Linked DNA regions of Mus musculus: region 1 is linked to region 2. The links are chromatin loops, found by intact Hi-C in ENCODE. Cell type or tissue: left cerebral cortex. All regions are shown on one strand. Each heading gives the region's core, and the rest is flanking DNA. Links, peaks and the distances in the headings are about the cores only.

Region 1 (2,916 bases), core at 111-2,610, 64 kb after region 2:
TTGGTAAATGAGACTCAGAGGAAACAATTGATAAACTCTGTCTCTTGATGAGATCGAAGATGGATCACAGGCTTCAAACATTGGCCCTATGCTTACTGTAGCTAAGTAATTTTTACAAAAGTGTGAGATGAGCCGACCCGATGATTACATATGTGTATATGTAGGCACCTAAACACATATTCGTCATTTCTCATTCTCAGCAGAGTCTCAGAGCTGAGGCCTTTGACTCTTCTAGGCGGCTGCTAAGATTTAAAGGTCTATTCATGCTAACTCTAGGATTTAACCAGGAGTGGGTAATATGAATGCATGCAATAAAGACTCTCAGAGCTTACCAGCCGCAGACGTTGTCAGTAGCCTGATTCCCTGGCTCTGTAACTTGTAATCAAAAAAATTTTTGCATTTTAGTTCCATCTGCTGTTTTTAAAATCCTGTCCAACAAATGTCTATTAAAATAATACTGTTTCTCGGTCTACCAAAAGCTACGCTTCAGTGGGAATGCGTGCATATAGAAAAGCATTAACTCTAGCATGTTGATGATTTGGAATTTTTTTGTGTGTGATAATTTTTTTAAGGTTATTGAAACTGTAAGAAGGATTTTTTTCCCCTGAAGAGGGATAAATTTAGCAAATGTGTTGGAGCCATGAGAAATATTAAGGTTAATTTTCTTTGGGATGCTTACGCATACAGCTGGACTATCAGGGGCTAAAACAATGGGGTCGGAGACCCGGGGATTTCTTTCATTCTGCTCTTGAAGAAGCTTTGTCCTTCTGTTCATCTCACCCTCCGTGGGAATCCTGCTCTTTAGGAGAGAGGCTAATGGCAGCAGGGTGAAAATTTTCTCATCTTCTCTCTGGCTAGATTTCTTTGGGTGCAGAAAATTTCCAAGGCATCACCAAACAGCACCACAGAATGGTATTGATATTATGGGATGGCGTCAATAGCATCGGCTGTTTCATTTCCATCCACTTATCAGACATATTTACTTCTCAGATATTTCCTTAACCGGAATTGACTGTACTATAATTGCCTATTTCTTTGGTCCATTGGCTGTTAACCTTGAAGTGACTGGGGTAGAGCTGGTGAGGCCTTCCCTGTCAGGCCTGACCTCTCACTGTGCTGGAGAGTGCGCTGCCATGACAACGGCGACAGATGTCAGCTAAGCAATGTGCACCCTAGAAAGACTCCTGTATTGAGAAAATCGATCTTGTAATGGTGCCACAGAGCACATTCGCGGAACTGCCAAGTGTTCTAGGCTTAATCATTTATTTCATCTAGCAGAGAGAAGAAAACATAAAAGAAATGAAATGAATTTGACCTCTGTCTTTTGAGTGACTCCCGTGCTACGCTGCATTCTAGCAAGTGCCTCTTATGAATTTTAAAAAATTACATTAGGAATAACATTTTGAAGTGAAATGACTCTTGTAATGCCAAGCCTCCAGAAACATGTTATTTCAAATGTCAGATACATAATAGTCATTTGCTACTTTCTGTGTATGTCCAGCGGTTAGCTCCATCTTGGGTATGTTTCCAGGCAAATTATTACAAAGGAATCGGGAAGAGAGCAGACCAGAATTATCTTGCTTTGGTGTTTCTGTCTTTTGTCTCAGCACCAGGAGGCTTCTGTTTTGCTGGTCACTCCCAGGTTTACAGAGTGGCATAAAGAGCCTTGCATAGTGCGACAGCTTTCAGGTGCTTCTCAGTCCCTCAGTCTTCCAACGGAATGCATGTTCTTGTCTGTCTCCAGAGTGAAGTTTGTCTCCCTGACAGTTAATCTGGAGACAGCCTTCCATCGCCCTGATAGGCTTGTCATTCATGCCTTGACACCTCTCACTCATCTGCAGCTGGCCTGCTGGGTATGCAAATGATCAGAGGGCTGAAAACCAAAATCCCTCAACTGTGATGGCCAGTATGTCAATGTCACTGTGCTTGGAACAAGCCACTCTATCAGTCGCCAGGAAGAGGTAGAAGCCTCTGAACTCAGGGTCCCAGTGTACTTATGACCTTTCCTTGGCTGGGGTCAGGGTTTAAAAGCAAACAGCCCAAACCCAAACCAACCCCCACAGTTTAGAGACGGCAGACAAATCTCTCTGATAACCTTGCCCATATAAATAAATATCATTGAGAATGATTATGGTGAGAGGGATCTCAGAAGATTTTCAATGTGATATGTCTGTCTCTTGTGCCGGGGGATATTTTATTGCATTTTTGCCCTCAAGTGGAGCTGACGGGAGCCAAGCTTGTAATTTAAATCAATAAGAACCCTTTACCATGGCCATAAAATACTTGGTTAAACCTTTGAAGTGGCCACAGTTGAATGCACAGTGAACACAGTATAAATGTGCCTTAAGATGTATTGTATGAGACCACTACTAAAACAGCATTCAAAGGCACCGGCCTTAAGCAACTTTTGTGAATGATGGGAGAGGGTCTCAATTGCTTTTGATCATTGGCAGGCCAGGATCACATCACCATGCAAAGTCACTGCAAACAAGCAGACTCCGAGGGTACATCAGCCAGCAGACTACTGCTGTCTTCTCTGCCCTCTTCGCTTTCTCCTTGCTGAGGTTGCTGGGGTTTGGATCCTCTGTGAAACCAACAACGCTTGTGCTCCGTGGGCTGCTCCCCTCTTTTAGAAGGAGCCGGGAACAAAGGCTGCTTGTTCAGATGTATTCCTGAGCACAGCATGAGTGACCCACACAGCTGCCTGGGAAGTGTTCTTTATGTAAAGTCGTGGGGAGGAGGAGGCTTCTCGGGAATTCACTTTTAGAGTGGCTTGCGTTTGGGGTGGTGCTCCCCAGAAAACTGTTTATCATGGTACATCTGCTGACATCTTGTGCTCTCCCATCTCACCCTGGTCTTTTCTTTGTCCAGCCATCTCTGCCTTTGTCTCCTTGTGAGAGCTGATAGACAGACACA
Region 2 (2,916 bases), core at 233-2,732:
TATTTCAATACAGTTTTGTTTCTGAAGAAAACCATTTCTTAATTTGCTATGAACACATTTTTAAACGTAAAATGTCTGAACTTAGTTGTGGCAACTTGACATTCATTAAAGGCATAGATACAGTTTTCTTTGCAAGTCAAGGCAAGAAATGCAGACATTTTAATAAATGGAGCTAAAAATAATTTAGCATGTAAAGAAACAATTCCTTTGGAGTTTGATACATTCACAATGGGTTCAGGGCTTTGTTCTTGGCTGGACGCGTTTTACAGTCCAGTCACCACTGTCAGCCCTTAAGTCAAACCCTTTCCCTCTTGCTGGAAACTTCTAGGTCCTTGTTAAAAATAGTGCACTGGACATTAATTTATTTTAGCAGCAAAAACTCTGGTAGTTCATGACCCTTTTCCTTCAAAATTCCAAAGACTTATTTTCAAAAGATAGATTAGAAAAGAGGGAGAGAAGAACACTAAGCTACAAAAATTTGTGCGGAATCCACTCTGCTTTAAGCAAAAGAGAAGTAGAGATGCTGCAGAAGCCAGCAGGCTCTGAGTGTCATAGCGCGTGGATTTCGACTCTTACCTGGACCTTCTTTATAGCTCAGTCCCCCACCCCCGTGGGCCTCGGCTCAGCAGCCCTCAAGCTCCTGCCATCCCACGCATGCTCCCGCTTCCTCGGTTGGGTAACCCATGGCAACCGCCCTGGTAACCCATAGCAACTGCTCTGCGGAACTGAGTGGGGGATGGGAGGAAGCCATTTGGAGTGGGCGGGTGGAGAGCGATTTACCATGGCCCACCTGCCTCCGGCACCGCCAGCGTCCCGCACCCAGACAGTGAGGACCAAACAAAGCCACCGCACACGTGCCGGGCGTGGGTGGGGGAGGCACGTGGGCCTTTGTTCTTCAGACCGCCGCCCTCCGAGAGAGTGCACATGGCTCCATCAGCTCCAGCCTTAGCTGACCCCACGCTGCGCTGTGCGCTTATTCCCAGGAGCCTGGAACCTTCCAGACCGGAGCCCAATACGCTAACCTTCCTCTCTTGCCTGACCCGGTTGGGCCCAGGAGCGGAACTTTCGTCCCTGGGAAAGAATCGCGTGCGTCCAGGTTCTGGGTCGCGCGTGGGGAGATGTAGGTCCCCAAGCTGCTGAGCCAGGTCACTTGAAGCTGACCTGCGGTGCGAGGCCACGGGTGGACGGACGGGGTCGCTGTCGGGCAGCGTGGCGCGTTGATACCCTGCAGTCTATGCCCAGAGCATCATCTGCTGGCTTGTGCTCTCCAGACTCTAAGCCTGTGGTGAGATGGTTCAGGCTAAATCTGCATCGGGCCAGAAAGCAAGACAGAGGGGGTGAAGGGGGAGATGGCACTAGGTGTTGAGAGTCATGTCACGGCAGATCACAGTCTACCTAGCTGTGACTCTAAGCTCATTTGGACAAAAGAAAAAAGAAAAGAAAAGAAAAGAAAACATTTGACCTGGATAATTTTGTGGTCCTCTGAGTCCTCAATTCTATTTTCTGTAGGTACATATCAGTTATAAATCTAAATAGCAAAGCCATCAGGAGCATCCTTTTGGGTGATGCTAAAACTACACATGTACCATATACTCTTGTATAATGTGCCTCTCTTTTCAAGTTAACTAGGTCCAATATGGGTTACACACTTAATAGTACTCTTAACACCTGACGAGAAGCTGGACTCAGATTTTAATCCTCTCATTTTAAAAAAAGGCATATTCAAAGGTCTATATTTGCTAGTATTGATCTTGGGGAACTGGGTTTATTTTCACAAACACAACCTTCTGGCTTCTTCCTGCAGAGCATGGGTGCCAAAGAGTCTGTATGTCCTGCTAGAGGCAGAGCAGAGGCGTCTCACCGTCCAAGCGGGTGCTCAGTACAGTTCCAGCCCTCAGCACGGTACTGTGTTAGGAGCCCTGTACTTTAATCTTTTTTTTTTCTTTTTTTAACAAAAGCAATTACAGAAAAGTGCACATTTAACGTGTGACATTTAACATTTTTGCCGTGGCAGGCAGCCTCCACTTAAATGGGGCCTTTCTTTGGAACAACAGGAGCCAAAAGGCCTTGTGTCACGGAGTAATGTAAGACACAATCAGGGCTGCAAACGCACAATGAATCGGGAAGGATTTATGTAATTAATTGACCAGTCTTAACCTGTTATCGTGATGTAAGGAATTTGGAACTCATTAATTTGGGCTCTGACAGATTTCATATTAGAACTGGCAAATATGGATTGAGCCTCTTATTCTTGTAGCAGCTGGAATTTCCATGACAGTGAGGATTACTGAAGAAGACCTATTGCTAGAGGCAAACTGCTTTTTTGTAATCAGTGGCCCTGCTCTGCATTAAAGGGATAATGAAAAATAAAATTACCTGGCATGGGAAGTGGAAGGGGGCGAGGTCACCCCACCGCTGTGTGTGACGAGGGCAAGCATTTGCAGCCGAAAAAAATATACTAATTTCAATCTTAAAGTTAGTTGGTTTCTCAAGTATCCTGAGATAGAGGAGTCTTGGGGGTCAAGGTTCTTTTGTTGTCAAAGTTAAAAAGGAATTAAAAGAGGGAGACTTGGAACCTCCTCCATGTGGACAGAGACTGTATAAAAAAGGAGTCTCTGGGGCTGGAGAGATGGCTCAGCAGTTAAGAGCACTGGTTGCTCTTCCAGAGGTCCTGAGTTCAATACCCAGCAACCACATGGTGGCTCACAACCATCTGTAATGGGATGCACGAAGACAGAGTACTCCTATACATAAAATAAATAAGCAAATCTTTAAAAAGAGAGAGAACAGAAGAAAAAGAAAGCTTTCCAGGGACAGGGTTCTGCCGATCCACCCATGAGCAGTTCAGAGCTCTGAAGGAGGAGTGGCTTTCTCAAGAGCCACCTCCTCCCGTCTCCTTGTCAGGACTCCTTAGCG

Evidence for each region. Peaks named below come from ENCODE experiments on the same cell type or tissue, not always from the same donor. Only the 100,000 strongest peaks of a DNase experiment are listed, where the experiment ranks them.
Region 1: a loop joins it to region 2, with 6 times the contacts of the local background. A loop is called at or near these places in 1 of 42 quality-filtered maps.

Annotation. Positions count from the first base shown.
Region 1 is chr6:51,655,936-51,658,851 of GRCm38, forward strand. No RefSeq gene overlaps it. Among named protein-coding and RNA genes, the nearest start is that of Gm38811, 54 kb to the right of the region's middle. In left cerebral cortex, for the core only: no CTCF peak of the experiment used is centred there; no DNase peak of the experiment used is centred there.
Region 2 is chr6:51,591,746-51,594,661 of GRCm38, forward strand. No RefSeq gene overlaps it. Among named protein-coding and RNA genes, the nearest start is that of Snx10, 69 kb to the left of the region's middle. In left cerebral cortex, for the core only: a CTCF peak has its summit at 1,184; DNase peaks (open chromatin) are centred at 706, 1,163 and 1,921; H3K4me3 peaks cover 1,400 bases; H3K27ac peaks cover 2,500 bases.